2 separate regions of the Homo sapiens genome follow, and region 1 is linked to region 2. Evidence: chromatin loops called from intact Hi-C (ENCODE). Cell type or tissue: B cell. All regions are shown on one strand. Each heading gives the region's core, and the rest is flanking DNA. Links, peaks and the distances in the headings are about the cores only.

Evidence for each region. Hi-C counts contacts between places; a loop is a spot of excess contacts. Peaks named below come from ENCODE experiments on the same cell type or tissue, not always from the same donor. Only the 100,000 strongest peaks of a DNase experiment are listed, where the experiment ranks them.
Region 1: it touches region 2 in a loop (11-fold over the local background); 57 of 110 quality-filtered maps call a loop at or near these places.

The regions. Positions count from the first base shown.
Region 1 is chr1:59,970,281-59,973,201 of GRCh38, forward strand. No RefSeq gene overlaps it. Among named protein-coding and RNA genes, the nearest start is that of CYP2J2, 45 kb to the left of the region's middle. In B cell, for the core only: CTCF peaks have their summits at 1,273 (motif pointing right) and 1,480; a DNase peak (open chromatin) is centred at 1,291.
Region 2 is chr1:61,866,027-61,868,947 of GRCh38, forward strand. The region is part of intron 20 of PATJ (PATJ crumbs cell polarity complex component); the gene reads left to right. Among named protein-coding and RNA genes, the nearest start is that of MIR12132, 21 kb to the left of the region's middle. In B cell, for the core only: no CTCF peak of the experiment used is centred there; no DNase peak of the experiment used is centred there.

The sequences.
Region 1 (2,921 bases), core at 125-2,624, 1.9 Mb before region 2:
GCTGTTATTATATAACCCTGCATATGAGGGATAAGACAGTGTAATTTCTGAGTCTGATTCCTGCATGTAAACTCCTTTGATTGTAAAGATACTAAATGAAGGCAATAAAAAAAAAACCTCCATGTTTTTCTTCATTTTTGGCTTGTTGAAGACCGCCCTGTTACCATGAAGGAAGAAAACCATGGCGTCAATGCTACATCAGATATTTGATGATAGTTCTAGTTCTATGTTTTCCTAGCACTTTGGGAGGCCGAGGCGAGTGATCACTTGAAGTCAGGAGTTCAAGACCAGCCTGGCCAACATGGCGAAACCCCGTCTCTACTAAAAAATACAAAAATTAGCTGGGCCTGGTGGCAGGCACCTGTAATCCCAGCTACTTGGGAGGCTGAGGCAGGAGAATCATTTGAACCTGGGAGGTGGAGGTTGCACTCCAGCCTGGGAGACAGAGCAAGTCTCTGTCTAAAACAAACAAACAAACAAACAAACAAAAACAAAACAAAACAAAAAACAGTGCAGTAGACCTGTGGCCCAGTCTGGCAGCAGTCTGCTAGATGGCTGAAATTGATTTGGTGACCATCTGATGTTAGAGCTCATTGAATATTCACTGAATATTACAACTGAATGGAGGACCTCTGACACTACCTTGCCCAGGAGGTGAAACGACTTGCCCAATGACCCCCAGAAAGTTATTGGTAGAGAAAGAAGCCACTCATTTGCATAAGGCAGGAGGATGGGGCCAGTGGTGGGTATTTCAGTAACCCCGAGCGCCAACTCAAGTTGCTATCTAACCTCATGTTGTTCCCAGTAATCCCCCACTACTGCCTCGGGTGTTCTCTTCCTGCTCATCATACCCCTTCCTGCCATCCCCCCCAAGAGCCTATGGGGCAGCTGTGCCAAACGGGATCACTCTACTTTTGATGCTTGGGCCCCGATATGTTCAAATATGCCTTCTCCTTATATTCTTAGCATAGCTGAAGGAACGCTGGTGGGGAGGTGGATAATGAGGTTTAATTAAAAGCATGGGAGGTGAGGACACCCTTGCCTCTTTCCTGACTGACTTTAGAAATAGCAGTCCTCTGGGAAGTCACCCATCTCACACTAACCTGGCGAGACTGACATTCAATCCAGACACAAACTAACGGCAGCTACGGGGGTGGATTGGGCGGGCATTTTTAATAATTATGATTTTCACGCAGATAATCAGCCACTTTCTCTCTTCCTCCCTCTTCCCACGCTGATCCTGAGCTCCTTGACCGCAGATTTCCTTCGCCTTCCACTAGAGGGCGCTGGAGCCCATGTTACCGCGCTCTCGGCTGGGAGGCGGCGTCCAGGGACAGAAGGAAAAACGATGGGGTGTGTGCCGGATGAAGGCACCAGCCCTGACAGCTCCAGGCCCAGGTCCTCCGTGTGCGCCCCGAAATGCAGTGACTCCTAGGGCTGGAAGGAAAGACATAAAGCCCACCTGGGCATCATCTCTGAGAGAGACACTGGCCAGCGTGGAGGGTGCCCTGCGGGGAGTGGCTGTGTGAGAACCAGGCTGCATGAGCCCTGCTCAGGGACTCAGGACCCTTTTCCTGGGGAAAAGAGGATTCGAGGGCTATGGGAGCCCGCCCTGCTTTTCTGAAGGGCTTTGGTTTGGAAGAGGAAACAGGCTTATTTTATTATATGTGGCTCTAGCAGCAGAACTAGACTTATATATAATATTTATATATATATTCGATTCGATAATTTGAATAAAGATCTCAGCATTGTGCCTAGCATTTTTTTGAGAGCTCAATTTAAAAAATATCATACTAGCTAACCTTGAACTCTGCTTCTGTGAAAGGTGCTGTGCCATCTCCCATTCATTATCTCTAAGCCCCCGAACAGTCCTGAGGTAAGTGTTCCTCCTCTTATTTCACAAATGAGGCAAGTAGGGTTGAGAGAGGGTGAGAGTTTTGCCCAAGGTCTTAAGGCTGTGCAGTTGCGCGGCTGAAATCCTAAGCCAGGTCTGTTTGCCTTCAGAGCTGCACCTCTGCCAGGACACCATGCTGCCTGCCTGTGTCAATGCGGGGTCTTCACCCAGAGGCCCCCTGGGTCTGGTGAGCTGTTGGCGGGTTTATCTATCACACACAATGACGCAGGGGCACATATGTTGTTCTGGCAAAGGCACGGCACATTTTCCAATGTCGGTGGAAGCAGTGGATGAATAATACAGGGAAAGGGATCAACAGAAGGGGCAAGAGGAGGCCAGAGCGGCATCAATTCCCCTGCCCCCAACAGGGGCAGCAGAAGGTGCAGCTGGCGGGGGCCCTGGAGTGGAGCTGCCAGCCCAATCATCTTGCCGCTGGATTTTGCACAGCTTTCCTTCTCCATTCTTTCTCGTTTTTGACACTTGTGATTATTACCAATCCTGGTGGCGCTGACGCACGGGAGTGCAATGGTTACCATGGCATGCTTAATAGCGAGAGCAGATGTTTGGCAGGCTAACTCCATGCATTCTAAATACACAAGGCGAAAGTCGGTGGAGGGCGTAATTGATTTGCTGACTGCAGTGGGAAGCCAGCCCATGCTTGCACTGGGCCAGGGCGCCTTACCACATACTCTCTTTAACATGGCACACAGTCTCATCATGAGCTGACCCCGTGTAGGCCCCTGGCCTCACATGTTATCAGTTCCCACCTGCTCTCTCCTCTTCCACTGTGCTTAACACCTGCAGCCCTCACAAACAAGGGATGTATGGTCTGACTCCAGTCTGAGCCTTCCCACAAGCTGTTCCCTCTACTTAGTACCCCGTGTCCTTCATTGTGTGGACAACACCCACATGTCCCTCAGTTCTCGGCTTGGACATCACTCTGTAACATGTCTCTGTTAACTCTGAGTTAGAAGGACCACTCTGTGCCTAACCTTTCATAGAACTTACTGCTGTGCTGTAATTGCTT
Region 2 (2,921 bases), core at 90-2,589:
TTTTGGAATATGTGAATGATGCCTGGTTGCCTCTGGAAAGAGGTCACATGGAATCTGGTGTGCTCCGTTGACGTTGGTACTTTCTATATTTGCCAGTCCCTCTCATATCTGTCAGTGCTTAACGCCAAACAGCATACATATTCAGTTATATGAATCAAATTGGAAAGATTACTGAATATTCATAAAAATTCCCTTGTTCTGTTTTCTTCTATTAAAAGATAATTTTCTATGTACCCAAATAAAAGGCAACCTGAAATACCAGTTCATATATAAACTTTGAAGGCTATAGATGAAATGGTCAAATGTATACTTACGATATTTACTTTGTAAGTTTAGTTAAACATTCAATTTGAAAACCTGTGAGATGTTAAATTTTTTTTGCCTATTCTCATATTTAATTATATAATTTTATTTGAATTCTTCAGTGCATATTTAATGTCAGTATCTACATTATCACTAGAATCACTTTTTGATCGTTTAACACAGCTTTCCAAATATATCTTCATTTCTAACTAGGTTGTTTGAGATACAGCAATTTTTGAATCTGTACTGTCACTCAAAATTTTATTCTTATCTCAAGTGTCATTTGTGTAACGTTAAGTTAAAAAAAAAAATCCCTCTTATAAGTTTGTATTGATGCTCTTCACAATATAACTGTTACCGGAAAGAGGTCCTGATCCAGATGCCAAGAGAGGGTTCTTGGACCTCGCACAAGAAAAATTTGAGCGAATCCATAGAGTAAAATGAAAGCAAGTTTATTAGGAAAGTAAAAGAATAAAAGAATGGCTACTCCATAGATAGAGCAGTCCTGAGGGCTACTGGTTGCCCATTTTTATAGTTATTTTTTGATTATATGCTAAATAAGGGGTGGATTATTCATGCCTCCCCTTTTTAGACCATATAGGGTAACTTCCTGATGTTACTGTGGCATTTGTAAACTGTCATGGCGCTGGTGGGAGTGTAGCAGTGAGGACGACCAGAGGTCACTCTCGTTGCCATCTTGGTTTTGGTGGGTTTTGGCTGGCTTCTTTACTGCAACCATTTTATCAGCAAGGTCTTTATGACCTGTATCTTGTGCCAACATCGTGTCTCATCCTGTGACTTAGAATGCCTTAACCATCTGGAAATGCAGCCCAGTAGGTCTCAGCCTCATTTTACCCAGCGCTATTCAAGATGGAGTTGCTCTGGTTCCAGCACCTCTGACATAACCACTTACTCTATTGTTTGTTAAAGTGTTCTTCAAGAGGCTTGTTTAAAACAATAGTCAGTGCTTACAATTTGAAGAATGCATATTCTGATTACTAAATCTATGTTAAATTTCCTAGCTTCCCTCTTTTTATTTCTCATTACTGATTCAGCCATACTTGCTTGTTATTGCCATTTTCTTCCATAAAAAGAAAATTTTCTGTTTACCGAAACAAAAGGCAACCTGAAATATCAGTTTATTTTAATGTATACACTTTTAAGGCTGTAGATGAAACAGTCAAATGTATATTTATAATATTTACTCTGGAAGTTTACTTATTCATATTTTAAAATCTGTAAAATTTTTTTTTTTTTTTTTTTGCCAATTCTCACGTAGGCTGTAAAGGTAACCTCTATAGGCTCCCCAAACCAGCATTGAGTAAGACTATTTCAGCCCGAATGTTTCTTGCCTAAACAGTATTTTATTTTCTTTAAGTAATTATATGTGCTTTCTTAAGGTATTGGCTCTTTTCCTCCCTTCCACAGTGAGGAACACTTACACCCGTTGATCAGGATGGGCTTGAATATTTGCCCCCATTGTATTGCTGATGGACCCTTGTGATAATTTATCTAATAATATTATCTAATATTATAAGCTCTGAGAAGATTTTAAAAACACATTCAAATCCCTTACAAATATGTAATTCCCAATACTATTCTAGAGGGTGCCCTCCCAAATGGTGAAGGAACATTATTATTTCTGTCTTGGTTGTAATATCCATTTGGGGCTATAGATGTCAGCTATATTTGTGGAGGGCAAATGGTACCTAACTACTTCAAACTTTATCTTTCTCTTCCACCCTCATACTTCACTTTAGCTGAAGAGTAAAAACACTAAAGGTCTATAGATCTGGGTATTTTTTAGTTATAGTAAAAGACACACAACACACAATTTACCATTTTAATCATTTTTAGGTATATAGTTCAGTGGCATTAAGTACATGTACATTTTTGTGTAAACATGGCCACCATGTTGCTACAGATCTTATCATCCCACACTGAAACTCTACTCATTAAACAATAATCTGATCTTTCTCCTCTCTCTCTATCCCCTGCCAACCAAACACTATTTTATTTTCTATCTCTAAGAATTTGACTATACTAAAGCAACTGAAAAAAGTGGAATGGTACAATATTTTTCTTTTGTGTCTGGCTCTTTCACTTAGTGTAATGTCTTTAAGATTCATCCATGTTGTAGAATATGTCAGAATTTCCTCCCTTTTTAAAGTTGAATAGGCCGGGCATGGTGGCTCATGCCTGTAATCCTAGCACTTTGGGAGGCCAAGGTGGGTGGATCACTTCAGGTCAGGAATTCGAGACCAGCCTGGCCAACATGGTGAAACCCCATCTCTACTAAAAATAGAAAAATTAGCCAGGCATGGTGGTGCATGCCTGTGGTTCCAGCTACTCGGGAGGCTGAGCCAGGAGAATCGCTTCAAACTGGGAGGCAGAGGTTGCAGTGAACTGAGATTGCGCCACTGCACTCCAGCCTGGGCAACAGAGAGAGACTCCGTCTCAAAAAAAAAAGTTGAATAAAATATTTCCTTATAGATATATGTCTCGGAGAAAAAACTTCTCCTCTACCCTCTATTTTGTGCCTGGGAGAGTGCAAATTAAACTGACATAAGGCATTAACAGGAGAATAAAGTTTTATTTATACACACATGAACGCAACA